Regions from separate parts of the Homo sapiens genome. Here all the other regions are linked to region 3. A link is an interaction called in ENCODE POLR2A ChIA-PET data of the cell type or tissue named here. Cell type or tissue: GM12878. All regions are shown on one strand. Each heading gives the region's core, and the rest is flanking DNA. Links, peaks and the distances in the headings are about the cores only.

The links. ChIA-PET counts read pairs that join two places held together with the same protein. Peaks named below come from ENCODE experiments on the same cell type or tissue, not always from the same donor. Only the 100,000 strongest peaks of a DNase experiment are listed, where the experiment ranks them.
Region 1: POLR2A ChIA-PET joins it to region 3 with 5 read pairs; 4 of 35 experiments call an interaction of 5 or more read pairs at or near these places.
Region 2: POLR2A ChIA-PET joins it to region 3 with 5 read pairs; 8 of 35 experiments call an interaction of 5 or more read pairs at or near these places.

Annotation. Positions count from the first base shown.
Region 1 is chr20:5,690,111-5,694,620 of GRCh38, reverse strand. No RefSeq gene overlaps it. Among named protein-coding and RNA genes, the nearest start is that of SHLD1, 58 kb to the left of the region's middle. In GM12878, for the core only: no CTCF peak of the experiment used is centred there; a DNase peak (open chromatin) is centred at 2,440.
Region 2 is chr20:5,722,540-5,727,049 of GRCh38, reverse strand. No RefSeq gene overlaps it. Among named protein-coding and RNA genes, the nearest start is that of SHLD1, 26 kb to the left of the region's middle. In GM12878, for the core only: no CTCF peak of the experiment used is centred there; no DNase peak of the experiment used is centred there.
Region 3 is chr20:5,584,838-5,589,347 of GRCh38, reverse strand. GPCPD1 (glycerophosphocholine phosphodiesterase 1) reads left to right here. Exons shown (of 20, transcript NM_019593.5): 5 at 3,079-3,154. Among named protein-coding and RNA genes, the nearest start is that of GPCPD1, 24 kb to the left of the region's middle. In GM12878, for the core only: no CTCF peak of the experiment used is centred there; no DNase peak of the experiment used is centred there; H3K27ac peaks cover 2,596 bases.

The DNA.
Region 1 (4,510 bases), core at 317-4,316, 110 kb before region 3:
CAGTCAAGCCATGACCTTGATTTTAGCCCAGTGATTCCCATTTTAGACTTGTGACCTCTAGAACTGGGAGGTAATCAATGTGTGCGACTTCAAGCCCCTAAATTTGTGGTAAATTGTTACAGCAGCAATAGAAACTAACAGACTCCACATGATTTGATGAGGCTGACGGGGCCATATCCTCGCCCCCAAAGCTGGGAACATGACCCAGTCATCCATCAGCATCCGTCGTGATTCATCCAAGAACAGATGCACAACCTAAGCAGGGCCTGGCCCTTTCCAATCCTAATGGGAAAGAGACATCCTCTTTAACTGGGATATGGCCTCTATGGCCCTTCCACCCTTGTAATTACATTGGTCACAACAAGATCACAGCAAGAAGGGGTAAAAACATAGAATATGTCTGTCTGTGGGAGGTTTTAAAAAGCCTGGTGCGGGCTGGGCGCAGTGGCTCATGCCTGTAATCCCAGCACTTTGGGAGGCTGAGACGGGTGGATCACCTGAGGTCAGGAGTTCGAGACCAGGATGGTGAACATGGTGAAACCCCGTTTCTACAAAAAAATAAAAATAAATAAATAAAAAATACAAAAATCAGCCAGGAGTGGTGGCACAGATCTGTAGTCCCAGCTACTTGGGTGGCTGAGGTGGTAAAATCACTTGAGCCCAGGAGGCGGAGTTTGCAGTGAGCCGAGATTACACCACTGTACTCCAGCCTGGGTAATAGAGTGAGACTCTGTCTCAAAACAAACAAACAAACAAACAAACAAAAATCTAAATCTAAAAACAGGTCTAAAAAACATTATTTTGAAGTAGTAAAGGGTATAAAGGATACTTTAAGATGTCTGCAATCTGGAAATACCTGGGGGCTTTTTTGTTTGTTTTTTTTTTTACTTGTGACAAAATCACAATTCCTGCTAATATCATTGTGGTTTGTTGCCCACATTCATCATGGAAGGGGAAGGTCAATTTCAGTTGGAAGTTAGTGAAAATAGGAATGATTCTTTTCCTAGCCAAGTTTGTGGACCTCCTAAATTTTATTCAGACTCGTTGGGATCCACAGATTCAGGCTCAAAAGTCCTGAATTGTTATTTCACTTTCCCTAAAAATAAGCCTCCCCCTCCCGCCCACCTTTTTTGTGTGCAAAAAAAGGCTGGAGTGCAATGGTGCGATCTTGGCTCACTGCAACCTCCGTCTCCCAGGTTCAAGCGATTCTCCTGCCTCAGCCTCCTGAGTAGCTGGGATTACAGGCATGTGTCACTATGCCTGGCTAATTTTGTATTTTTACTAGAGACAGGGTTTCTCCATGTTGGTCAAGCTGGATTACAGGCAGGAGTCACCGTGCCCGGCCTCTCACTTTTTTTTTAATGGAGTCTTGCTCTGTCACCCAGGCTGGAGTACAGTGGTACAATCATAGCTCCCTACAGCCTCGAACTCCTGGGCTCAAGCAATCCTCCTGCCTCAGCCTCTTGAGTAGCTAGGACTACAGACACTCACTACTGTGCCTATTTTTTTTTAAATTATTATTATTTTGTAGAAATGGGGTCTTTCCTTGTTGCCCAGGCTGGTCTTGAACCCCTGGCCTCTCAAGTGTTCTTCCCTCGGCCTCCCAAAGCACTGAGATTACAAGTGTGAGCTGTGCTTGGTTCAGTCTGGGTGAGCCTACAATTGAAAATACCTCACAGGGTACCTCGAAGCTGCTACCCACCTTTCTGGCCTACTACTCCACTGGACCCCTTGTCTCCATGCACTCTTTGTGTGGGCATAGCCAACTAGCCAACATTCACCCACTGGTGGGACAACAACAGAAGTATTGCTTATCATTATTGAGGGCTGACCAGGTGCCATACTCTTTTAAAGCATAACCTAATTTAATCCTGTGGCTGGGCATGGTGGCTCATGCATGTAATCCCAGCACTTTGGGAGGCCAAGGTGGGTGGATCACCTGAGGTCAAGAGTTCGAGTGTAGCCTGGCCAACATGGTGAAACTCCATCTCTACTAAAAATACAAAACTTAGCCAGGCAGGGTGGTGGCGCGCGCCTGTAATCACAGTTACTTGGGAGGCTAAGGCAGGAAAATCGCTTGAACCCAGGAGGCAGAGGTTGCAGTGAGTGGAGATCACACCACTGCGCTCCAGCCTGGGCCACAGAGCGAGACTCTATCTCAAAAAATAAAATAAAATAAAATAAAATAAAATAAAATAAAATAAAATAAAATAAAATAATTTAATCCTTGTGACAGCACAATGAGGCAGGTCCTACCATAATTCCCATCATATAGCTGATGCTCAGAGCAGTGGAGTGACTTGCCTAAGGAGAATAAGCAGTGAGGAGTCAGAGTCAGGATTCAAACCTGTTTGTCCAACTCCAGATTCAAATCCTCTAGCCACTTCACAGAACTCTTTTGCTTGTTTTTGGGCCTCTGTGTGCATAACCATTTCCGTCTGCCTGCAACACCTGCTCTGGTCTCTGCCTGGTAAACCCTCACTCCCTTCAAATGCTGCCGGTGCTCCCCCTTCCCTTGGCCCCTTGGCCTCACTGGTTCAGTGCACACCAATCAGACTGCCAAGTGCTAGCACCTGCAACCTTTTGCCTGAGTGTTTTCTGAAACTGTTGGTGCCTGCTCTGCATACATACATCGAAGGGCTGAGTACTAGGGAATTAATGGCCCCAAAAGAGGCTCCCAACCAATATTGATGGAAGCAGATGCATAAATCCCCGTCCCTCCATCCCTCCCAGACAAAATCTACAGTTTCCCAGCATCCCCGAGAAGGATAAAGCTCCAGCTGCCTACAATGGTAACTTGCTTAATAAGTTTGGTGTTTTTTTTTTTTTTTTTTTGTAAACAAGGTCTGGCCCTGTCACCCAGGCTGGAGTGCAGTGGCGTGATCCCGGCTCACCACAGTCTTGACTTCCCAGGCTCAAGCAATCCTCCTACTTCAGCCTCCCAAGTAGCTGGGACTACAGGCATGCACCACCGCTCCCAGCTAATTTTTGTGTTTTTTGTACAGACGGGGTTTTGTCATGTTGCCCAGGCTGGTCTCTAATTCCTGAGCTCAAGTTATCAGTCCCCCTTGGCCTCCCAAAGTTCTGGTTCTGGGATGACAGGTGTGAGCCACCATGCCCAGCCTGATTCACTTTTTTTTTTTTTTTTTTTGAGATGGGGGTCTTGCTCTTGTCGCCCAGTCTGGAGTGCAATGGCACAATCTTGGCTCACTGCAACCTCTGCCTTTCCGGGTTCAGGCCATTCTCCCGACTCAGCCTCCGGAGTAGCTGGGATTACAGGCGCCCGCCACCATGCCCGGCTAATTTTTGTATTTTTAGTAGAGATGAGGTTTTGCCGTGTTGGCCAGGCTGGTCTCAAACTCCTGACCTCATGATCTGCCCACCTCAGCCTCCCAAAGTGCTGGGATTACGGGCATGAGCCACCGCACACACTTTTACTGACTTCTTTCCTTTTTTCTGTCTCACTCTGTCACTCCCTTACTGTTGATTCCTGGGAACATCACCCAAAACCATTGCTTGCACTGGAATCTCATCTCAGGCTCCACCTCTAGAGGACCCAAAGCATGCCTTCTCTGAGAAGCCTTCTTCACTTTCCCTAGCAGAGCTGGCTATTCCCTCTTCTGCCCATGGCCTGGGACACACTCCATGAAGGTCGTATTCACATTGGCTTGCAGTAGTTAGTTGACATGTCAGGGTGTAGGTTTCCTATTGCTGCTATAGCATTACTACAAATGGAGTGGCTTAAAGCAATTTCATTTATTGTCTCACAGTTCTGTAGGTCAGAGCCCCACTCTCAAAAACTCTGGCTCAACTGAGTCATCTGCTCAGGGCCCCAGAAAGCCTCACTCAAGGTGGTGACAGGGCTGGGTTCCCTACTGCAAGCTCTGGGGATGGATCCCCTTCAGGTGTTGGTCAAATTTAGTTCCTTGTGGTCGTAGGGCTGGCGTCCCACCTTCCTTGCTGGTTGTGAGCTGAGGGCCAGTCTTTGCTCCAAGAAGCTTCCTGCATTATTTCTCATGCTTTCCATGTGGCCCCTTCACAGGTCAAGTCTTTCTCACACTTAAAAACCTCCCTGACTTTTCTTTCTGCCACATCTGTCTGACTCCAGCTGGAGAAAATTCTGTTTTAGGGGATCATGCGATTAAATTGGGACCACCCAGATAATACAGTATAATCTCCCTATTTTAAGTTTTTGGGTTTTTTTGAGACAGGGTCTTGCTCTGTCACCCAGGCTGAAGTTGGAGTGCAGTGGCACGATCACGGCTCAGTGCAGTCTCTACATCCTGGGCTCAAGTGATCCTCCCAACTCAGCCTCCCAAGTAGCTGGGACTATAGGCCCGTACCACATGCCTGGATACTTTTTTTTTTTTTTTGTAGAGATAGGGTTTCACCACATTGCCCAGGCTGGTCTTGAACTTCTGGGCTCAAGCGAGGCCACCTCAACCTCCCAAAGTACTGGAATTACAGGTACAGGTGAGTCACTGTACCTGGCCCATTTTCCCTATTATTC
Region 2 (4,510 bases), core at 317-4,316, 140 kb before region 3:
GTCCAGACGAGTTGTCCTGGATTTGCTCTTTCTGAATTCCTGACCTGACCCATAAGATACATAGTCATGATAAAATGGTTGCTGTTTTATACTATTAAGCTTGGAGTCATTTGTGCTGCAGGGATAGTAATGAGAATACTCAGGTACGTACAAATGTTGAAAGATAGTGGGCATTCTTTTTTTTTATTTTTATTTTTGGAGATGGAATCTTGCTCTGTCGCCAGGCTGGAGTGTGGAGTGCAGTGGCATGATCTCGGCTCACTGCAACCTCTGCCTCCCGGGTTCAAGCGATGCTCCTGCCTCAGCCTCCCAAGTAGCTGGGACTACAGGCACACACCACCATGCCTAGCTAATTTTTGTATTTTTAGTAGAGACGGGGTTTCACCATGTTAGCCAGGATGGTCTCGATCTCTTGACCTCGTGATCTGCCCACCTTGGCCTCCCAAAGTGCTGAGATTACAGGCGTGAGCCATTGTACCCGGCTGATAGTGGGTATTCTTATCTGCAAACACAATAACCATAGCAAGATGTCTGCAACTTACCACATTTTTCCCCCACCTTGTTTCTTTTCTTTCCTTTAAAAAAATCAGCTGGGCACGGTGGCTCATGCCTGTAATCCCAGCACTTTGGAAGGCCAAGGTGAGTGGACCTCACCTGAGGTCAGGAGTTCAAGACCAGCCTGGCCAACATGGTGAAACTCTGTCTCTACTAAAAATACAAAAATTAGCCGGGTGTGGTGGCAGGCGCCTGTAATCCCAGCTACTCGGCAGGCTGAGGCAGGAGAATAGCTTGAACCTGGGAGGTGGAGGTTGTAGCAAGCCAAGATCCTGCCATTGCACTCCAGCCTGGGCAACAAGAGCAAAACTCTGTCTAAAAAAAAGGAAAAAATCTTTATGTTTTTTAGAGACAGGATCTCAAATTGCCCAGGCTGGCTAAGAACTCCTAGTCTTAAACGATCCTCCCCATTCAGCCTCCCAAGTAGCTGGGACTATAGGTGCATACCACCATGCCCAGCTTCCAACTTGTTTCTAATCTTTATTTTATTAATTTTTTTTTAATTGAGACAAAGTCTCACTCTGTCACCCAGACAGTGGTATGCAGTGGCATGATCTTGGCTCACTCCAGCCTTGACCTCCTGGGCTCAAGTGATCCTCTCACTTCAGCCTCCGAGTAGCTGGGACTACAGGTACACACGATCATGCCCAGCTAATTTTTGTGTTTTTTGTAGAGACAGGCTTTCACCATGTTGCCTAGGCTGGTCTTGAACTCCTGGACTTAAGCAGTCTCCTGCCTTGGCCTCCCAAAGTGCTGGGATTACAGGCATGAGCCATCCCACCCAGCCCAAGCTTGTTTGTTAAAATTAAAAAAAAAAAAAAGTCTCAACCCCATTAATCTAATTCAGAAATTCAAAGCTGGCCTTTCCTTCTTTCTTTCTTCCTCCAAGACAATTCATCTCATCTTTTTTTTTTTTTTTTTTTTTTTTTTGAGAAAGAATCTCGCTTTTTCACCCAGGCTAGAGTAAAGTGGTACGATCTCGGCTCACTGCAACTTCCACCTCCCGGGTTCAAGCGATTCTCCAGCCTCAGCCTCTGGAGTAGCTGAGATTACAGGTGTCCACCACCATGCTCAGCTAATTTTCATATTTTTAGTAGAAACGGGGTTTCACCATGTTGGCCAGACTAGTCTCGAACTCTTGACCTCAGGTGATCCACCTGCCTCAGCTTCCCAAAGTACTGGGATTACAAGCATGAGCCACTGCGCCCAGCCCACTTCATCTTTTCCCAGCAATTGATGTGGCCAGAGTTCAGTGCACTAGAGGTTTAGTGAAACCAAATAGAACCTGGAAACAAATCCCATTTAAAATAATAAGCTTAGTATTTTTCTTAATTTTTTAAAATGTGGTCAGTGAGGCAATAAATCAAGAAGGAAACCCTTTTGGTGAAGACAGGAGGTGACAGTAGGATGGGACAGAATCAGATGCCAAAGCTTGAGAATGAAGTTGCAAATGATGCCCAATTGGTAGAAAAATAGTCTTTTACTTTTCTGAGGTTTCTCCATCCTTAGAATATTAATGATTATACATTTGTTGGAATGGAGTTATTTTCTGAGATAATTTTCTGATCTATTTTGCCAGTTTAAATCCTACAACTCTCTGCCCAGTCTTCAAAATTATCTGTTGACTCAGACTTCAGGAAGTAATTATTTCCTGATAGAGTGCATTGTGAAATATGTTACAAGAAGGAAACCACTCTTTCATTCAACAAATATTTGTATTGGCTCTGTGGACCGGAGGGACAATAAGAAGAGATGATGGATAAGATGAGAATTTTGGGTACGGTAGACAATTGATTCAATCAATCTAAACAAAGTGTTGTGTGATTTAATTAAGTGGCCTGATACTGACACTAAGAAATTTGCTCATTTCTGGCCAGGTGCGGTGGCCCACACCTGTAATCCCAGCACTTTGGGAGGCCGAGGCAGGCAGATCACAAGGTCAGGAGTTTGCGACCAGCCTGACCAACATGGTGAAACCCCGTCTTTACTACAAATACAAAAATTAGCTGGGCTTGGTGGTGCATGCCTGTAATCCCAGCTACTTAGGAGGCTGAGGCAGGAGAACTGTTTGAACTTGGGAGGTGGAGATTGTAGTGAGCCGAGATTGCGCCACGGCACTCCAGCCTAGGTGACAGAGCGAGACTCTGTCTCAAAAAAAAAAAGAAAAAAGAAATTTGCTTATTTTTCTGCCTAGGCATTTAATGTTACCCTGTGTTCTTTGAAATTCTTTTAAATAATGCAAAATAGAGAATTAGCTTTTTTTTTTTTTTTTTTTTTGAGACAGTGCCTTGCTCTCTTGCCCAGGCTGGAGTGCAGTGGTGTGATCATGGCTCACTGCAGCCTTGACCTCCCAAGCTCAAGGGATTCTCCTGCCTCAGCCTCCTGAGTAGCTGGGACTACAGGGGCACACCCTTACATCTGGCTGATTATTTTGAGTTTTAGTAGAGACAAGGTCTCACTATGTTGCCCAGGCTGGTCTCAAACTCCGAGGCTCAAGCAATCCTCCTGCCTTGGCCTTCCAAAGTGTTAGATTACTGGCATGAGCCAATGTACCTGCCTGAATTCACCTTAAATAGGTGAATAACGCCCCTTGAATATTTGTGTATATCAAGTACCTTATTCTTTCTTTTTAAAATTTAATTTAGTTTTTTAAAATTTTTCTTTTTCTTTTTTTTTTTTTTTTGAGACAGAGTCTCACTCTGTCACCCAGGCTGGAGTGCAGTGGCGTGATCTCAGCTCACTGCAATCTCTGCCTCCTGGGTTCAAGCAATTCTCTGCCTCAGCCTCCCGAGTAGCTGGGATTACAAGTGCCCACCACCTCGCCCAGCTAATTTTTGTATTTTAAGTAGAGACGGGGTTTCACCATCTTGGCCAGGCTGGTCTTGAACTCCTGACCTCGTGATCCACCTGCCTCGGCCCTCCCAAAGTGCTGGGATTACAGTCGTGAACCACCTTGCCCGGCCTCTTTTTTAAAATTTAAAACTATTATCTTTATTTTTTTCCAAAAAGCCTTTTGCTCTCCTGACAAGTACTTATTCTTTGAAATGGCAGCTACTTATTCTTTTGAATGTTACTGCTTTTTCTGATAGGTAGTTCAAGAAAGCCAAGACTAGCTTACAAGTGTGCTGATGGCTACACACTGTGATTTTCACATTTTATTAACACTTGACTTCACTTAAAAAACCAACCTGTGGAAATAGCAGATTGAGAAAGCACGGATAGTTGAAATTCTCTGACATTTTCTAAGTTGCGGTATTATACTGCCCACCTCCTCCCCACCAGCCTTCCACAGGATGCAGGGGTTTGCTACAAACAGGCTGAATACGGTTTTGCAACTGCCTCTCCCTGAGGTGCTGCTGTTAATCAAGAAAAGGTGATGGCCTTTGAAGTCTAGTGGCGTACATAATCACCCTCCTGACGCACTGATACCACTGGATGCTTCAAGGCCGGCTGCAGTGGCTCACACCTGTAAGCCCAGCACTCTGGGAGGCCAAGGCAGGCCGACCGCCTGAGGTCAGGAGTTCAAGACCGGCCTGGCCAAGGTGGTAAAACCCTGTCTCTACTAAAAATGGAAAAATTAGCCGGGTGTGGTGGCAGGTGCCTGTAATCCCAGCTACTCGGGAGGCTGAGGTAGGAGAATTGCTTGAACCCAGGAGACAGAGGTTGCAATGAGCCGAGATCGCACCACTGCACTCCAGTCTGGGTGACAGATCGAGACTCCATCTCAAAAAAAAAAAAAAGAATGCTTCAAATTTTGTCTAATTGATTCTATCTTAAGTAGAGATCAGAACTTTAGAAATATTTATGTAGTTAGTTAGTTTTTGAGACAGAGTCTCACTCTGCCACCCAGGCTGGAGTGCAGTAGTGCCAACTCAGCTCACTGTAGCCTCTGCCTCCCAGCCTCAAGCCATCCTCCCACTTCAGCCTCCCAAGTAGCTGGGACTATAGGTGCGCA
Region 3 (4,510 bases), core at 293-4,292:
GAGCCACCACGCCTGGCCTGTTAATTTTTTTTTAAAGAAGTAAAGCTGAAAATTTAAGATTGCCTTCTAAAGTTTAATAAAGTAGGCTTAACAATTTTGGAAATTCAGTGTATTTTAAAACTAGGTTCTTTTTTTTCTATATTATAACAGTTTACCAACCAATGTACATTTCTAGTCTGAATGATGATAGACATAGTTCTGTCATCAGTTTACCTGGCCCTTTGGACTGTTCCTCAAATATGCTATTCTATTCAAGTCTAGGTGGTTTTATGCAGTGGGGTAGTGGGCAGATGAGACTGGAGTTGTTAAAATTGCTACTGAAATATGTTCCCTATCAAATTTAATCCAAAGGATTATTCTTACTTGATTAAGTAAAGATACTGCTATCAACAGTCTATAAAGTTCCCCTGACATCTGAATTAAAACAAAACAAACAGTCTGCTATGCCGTTACCTCTTTTTGACATTTAATATTATATTCATAGCACCCTTTTCTTTTTCTTTTTTTTTTCTTTTTCTTTTTTGAGACATAGTCTCGCTCTATCGCCCAGGCTGGAGTGCAGTGGCGCAATCTCAGCTCACTGCAGCCTCCGCCTCCCAGATTCATGGGATTCCCCTGCCTTGGCCTCCCAAGTACCTAGGATTACAGGCGTGTGCCACCATGCCTGGCTAATTTTTGTATTTTTGGTAGAGATGGGGTTTCACCATGTTGGCCAGGTTGGTCTCGAACTCCTGACCTCAAGTGATCTGCCTGCCTTGGCCTCCCTAAGTGCTGGGATTACAGGCATGAGCCACTGTGCCCAGGCTGTTTCTATTTTTATGTATGTATTTGCGACTTTTTTTTGAGAAGGAGTCTCACTCTGTCGCCCACGCTGAAGTGCAGTGGTGTGATCTTGGCTCACTGCAACCTCTGCCTCCCACGGTCAAGCAATTCTCGTGCCTCAGCCTCACATGTAGCTGGGACTACAGTTGTGTGCCACCACACCTAGCTAATTTTTGTATTTTTAGTAGAGATGGGGTTTCACTATGTTGGCCAGGCTTGTCTCAAACTGCTGACCTCAAGTGATCCACCTGCCTTGGCCTCCCAAAGCGCTGGGATTATAGGCATGAGCCACCATGCCTGTCCTATATTTGCAACTTTTGAGGTTTAGAAAGTTTGATATTTAAAAAACACATTTAAAAAATATTTCAGGAAAAATGTTATAGTAAACATCATCTAGAATTAATTTGATTTTCTTTTTAGTATAATGGATACGAAAGTCACCATATTTTTAAAAGAGCAATTTCACATTACATTTTTAAAAAATCTACCCAGTCTACCAATTAAGGTGAACTATTATAGCAGGGAAGTGTTTAGCTAGAGAAAAAGAGAATTTTATTTAGTATCCCAGGAGTAATGATTTGAAGAAATATATCGTGCTATTTTAGTTTTTAAACTTCAGAAGTTTGAGGATTTCAGAAAAGAATTTAGCCTGGTTATTTTAAGTGACAGGATTATTTATTGCATTTAATAATTAATAATGTGCCTAATTTGTTACATATTTGTTATTGTTTGGCTTATCGTCAAATTTAATCAATATTAAAATCCTATAGAAAGTGTAGGAGAATATTTTAATCCATTATTAATGCCTTCTAAAGATAATAGAGAAGCTTTTATGCCTAGGCTTTTTAAGAGTATGTATAGGCTGGGCACAGTGGCTCACACCTGTAATCCCAGCACATTGGGAGGCTGAGGTGGGTGGATCACGAGGTTAGGAGTTCGAGACTAGCCTGGCCAACATGGTGAAGCCCCATCTCTACTAAAAATACAAAAATTACCTGGGTGTGGTGGCACGTGCCTTTAATTCCAGCTACTCAGGAGGCCGAGGCAGGGGAATCACTTGAACCCAGGAGGCAAGGGTGCAGTGAGCCGAGATTGTGCCATTGCACTTTAGCCTGGGTGACAGAGTGAGACTCTGTCTAAAAAAAAAAAAGAGTATGTGTAATATAATGCCTAGAAAAGGGCTCAAAGATTATATGTGAAAATCTTGATGGTGATTATCCCTAAATGGTATGATATGGGTGAGTTTTGTATTTTCTTTTTGCTTCTCTGTATTTAATTACATTTATGTAACAAATAAAATACCTTGTAAGATTATAGTTTGAAAATGTGCTTCCAAAATGTGTATTTAAGGGTTTTATTTCAGCATAATAACTAGTGAGTTTCTTTTTAAAAATTAAAGGAAAATTAGAACACTTAAATTTTAGTCTTTTAGGTATACTCAGGGAATCTTTCATGGTTACTCACTACCGCATATGTTATCAACACATAGCTTTATGTTCTTTTTTAGTAGGGGAGCTTGATAATGGAAAACAGTATGAGGAATTGTCACACTGTATGAGATTTTAAACTAAGGCATAAGAATGAAACCGGATGTTAGTTCCTCTTTTATCACACTTGCTCTTCAAGTTTACCTGGCCACATGTCCCTTCTAGAATTTCCCGTGTTCTTTAGAAACACTGGTTCCTATGATATGAGAAATCTTCCTGTTTTTCACTTAGTATTCTTAAATATATGTAATAAATAACTTTATTATGGTTCTTTAGTTCCTTGAGTAGCTTGCGATAATTGTTCTTGAGTACTTGTTCCTACTATTTTTACTATTGTAGGCTTGTTTAGGCTTTTTCTAAATGCATAGAGCAGGAGGTACATACTTTATCTAGCAATACCTCATTGATGGCTGACATACCAAAGAAAGTATATATGATATTTATCTTAAGAATTAATATCAGTTAAAAATGAAAATTTCTTTGAAACAATTGAGTATTGTAGGCAGATTTAGGAATGGGTTTGAGACAGTTCTGTGTGCCAGTTCATCTCATTTTTCTTTGTTTACTGCCTCACTCTAATTTTCTTCCAGCATTTCATCTTGTTTTGTGATCTGGTACATTCCAGGCTTTTGGCATATAATATTGATAATAAGATGAATCTTTTGGTCTCATATTTAGTATAAGATTTAGGCCACAAACATCTAATGGAGTCATGGGTAGAAAATAAGATATAAGAAATTATTGCAGACGTTTAACTTTTAAATTGCAGACTATCGGTGGTCCATGTCAAGTGATAGTTCACAAGTGGGAGACTCATCTACAACCACGATCAATAACCCCTTTAGGTATGGGCATTAACTGCATCTGTTTGAGGCATATGCATAAAGTTACTAATATGCTGCACAATGGCTTAGTGGGATTTAATAAATTTTTATTCTAAAGTTAAGGTCAATGCATTGTCAGTGCTACAAATTTCACTGAGCATTTCATGGATCTTTCAAAACAACAGTTTTTAATTGCCTCTTAAAATAAACTTTATTAGAAATATTTACCTAGATATTTTTGTTTTCTTGGGTTAGATTAGTTTATTATGAAATATTCACTTTCATTTGGAATGGTTAGGAAGTTTATAAGATACCATTCTTCTTGACTGAGCATCCATAGCTCTATTTGTTTACTTGCTCAGGCTTAACGAACATTTGAAGAAAAAATTAATCCAAAACAAAGATTCTTAAATTTTTAACTTTGAATATTAATAGAGTAAGTTATTCTATTTTTTCTTTTCTTCTTAATTTTTTTAAGAGAAATTGGTAAATACTTGAATAAACTTGTATGAATGAATTCAAATTTCTTAAATTCCCTATTGGCTATGCTAGAATTGCTACTTGGAAAGTTTTCTTTTTTTTTTTTGTCTTTTTTTTTTTGTAAGTTGTTTTCTTTTAAACACATTAACTTTTCTTATGCTTAAATATGGCATTTCTCTTCATACAAGTATTTTTGAATTTCTTAGTCCATATTGAAAATCGAATTTGAAGTTCACTTCACATACATTAAATTACCCACATGTATTCATCTGTAAATTGACTCAGTGCTGAGAAATGTATCTTTTAGTTTCTAGGTAAAGTTAAAATTGAAAGATAACTGGATGCCAGTTTTCTGGTTTAAATTAGAAAGCAGTGGGAGTTTCTGCTTTATCCTGGAGTAAGGACACATCTCATTTAAACAGTATCTCATTCCATCCTCTTTATTGGATTTTCTTTTTGTATGTTTTAATACATTTTTGATAGTGTATTTAGGATTTTTATGAGAGTATACTTAAAATTATAATATTCCCATACTGAGGTTGGAACTTACTAGGTATTGAATGTTTTAAAAAATTGTATTTTAAAGCATCTTGCAGTTAAATATATTTTATTATGAGAAGTGGGATGATTTTGTTTCTATCTTTTAGAAAGGAATGTATACTTTTGAGAAATATAACTTTTGAACTTAAAAGCTGTGTGAAACTTACCAGAGAATCTTTACTAGGAACTGTCACATCCATTTTGCAAGTATTTCAGACTAACGTTTAAAGTAAACTGGGAAGGGAAGTAGGCCAGGAAGATAAATTGTATTTTACTCAAAGGGTGGGGTTTTACAGCTTTTCTCATTGAGTTGAAATTTCTGTTAGGAGAAGGGGTTGTGCTAGCGTTTATTCTTTT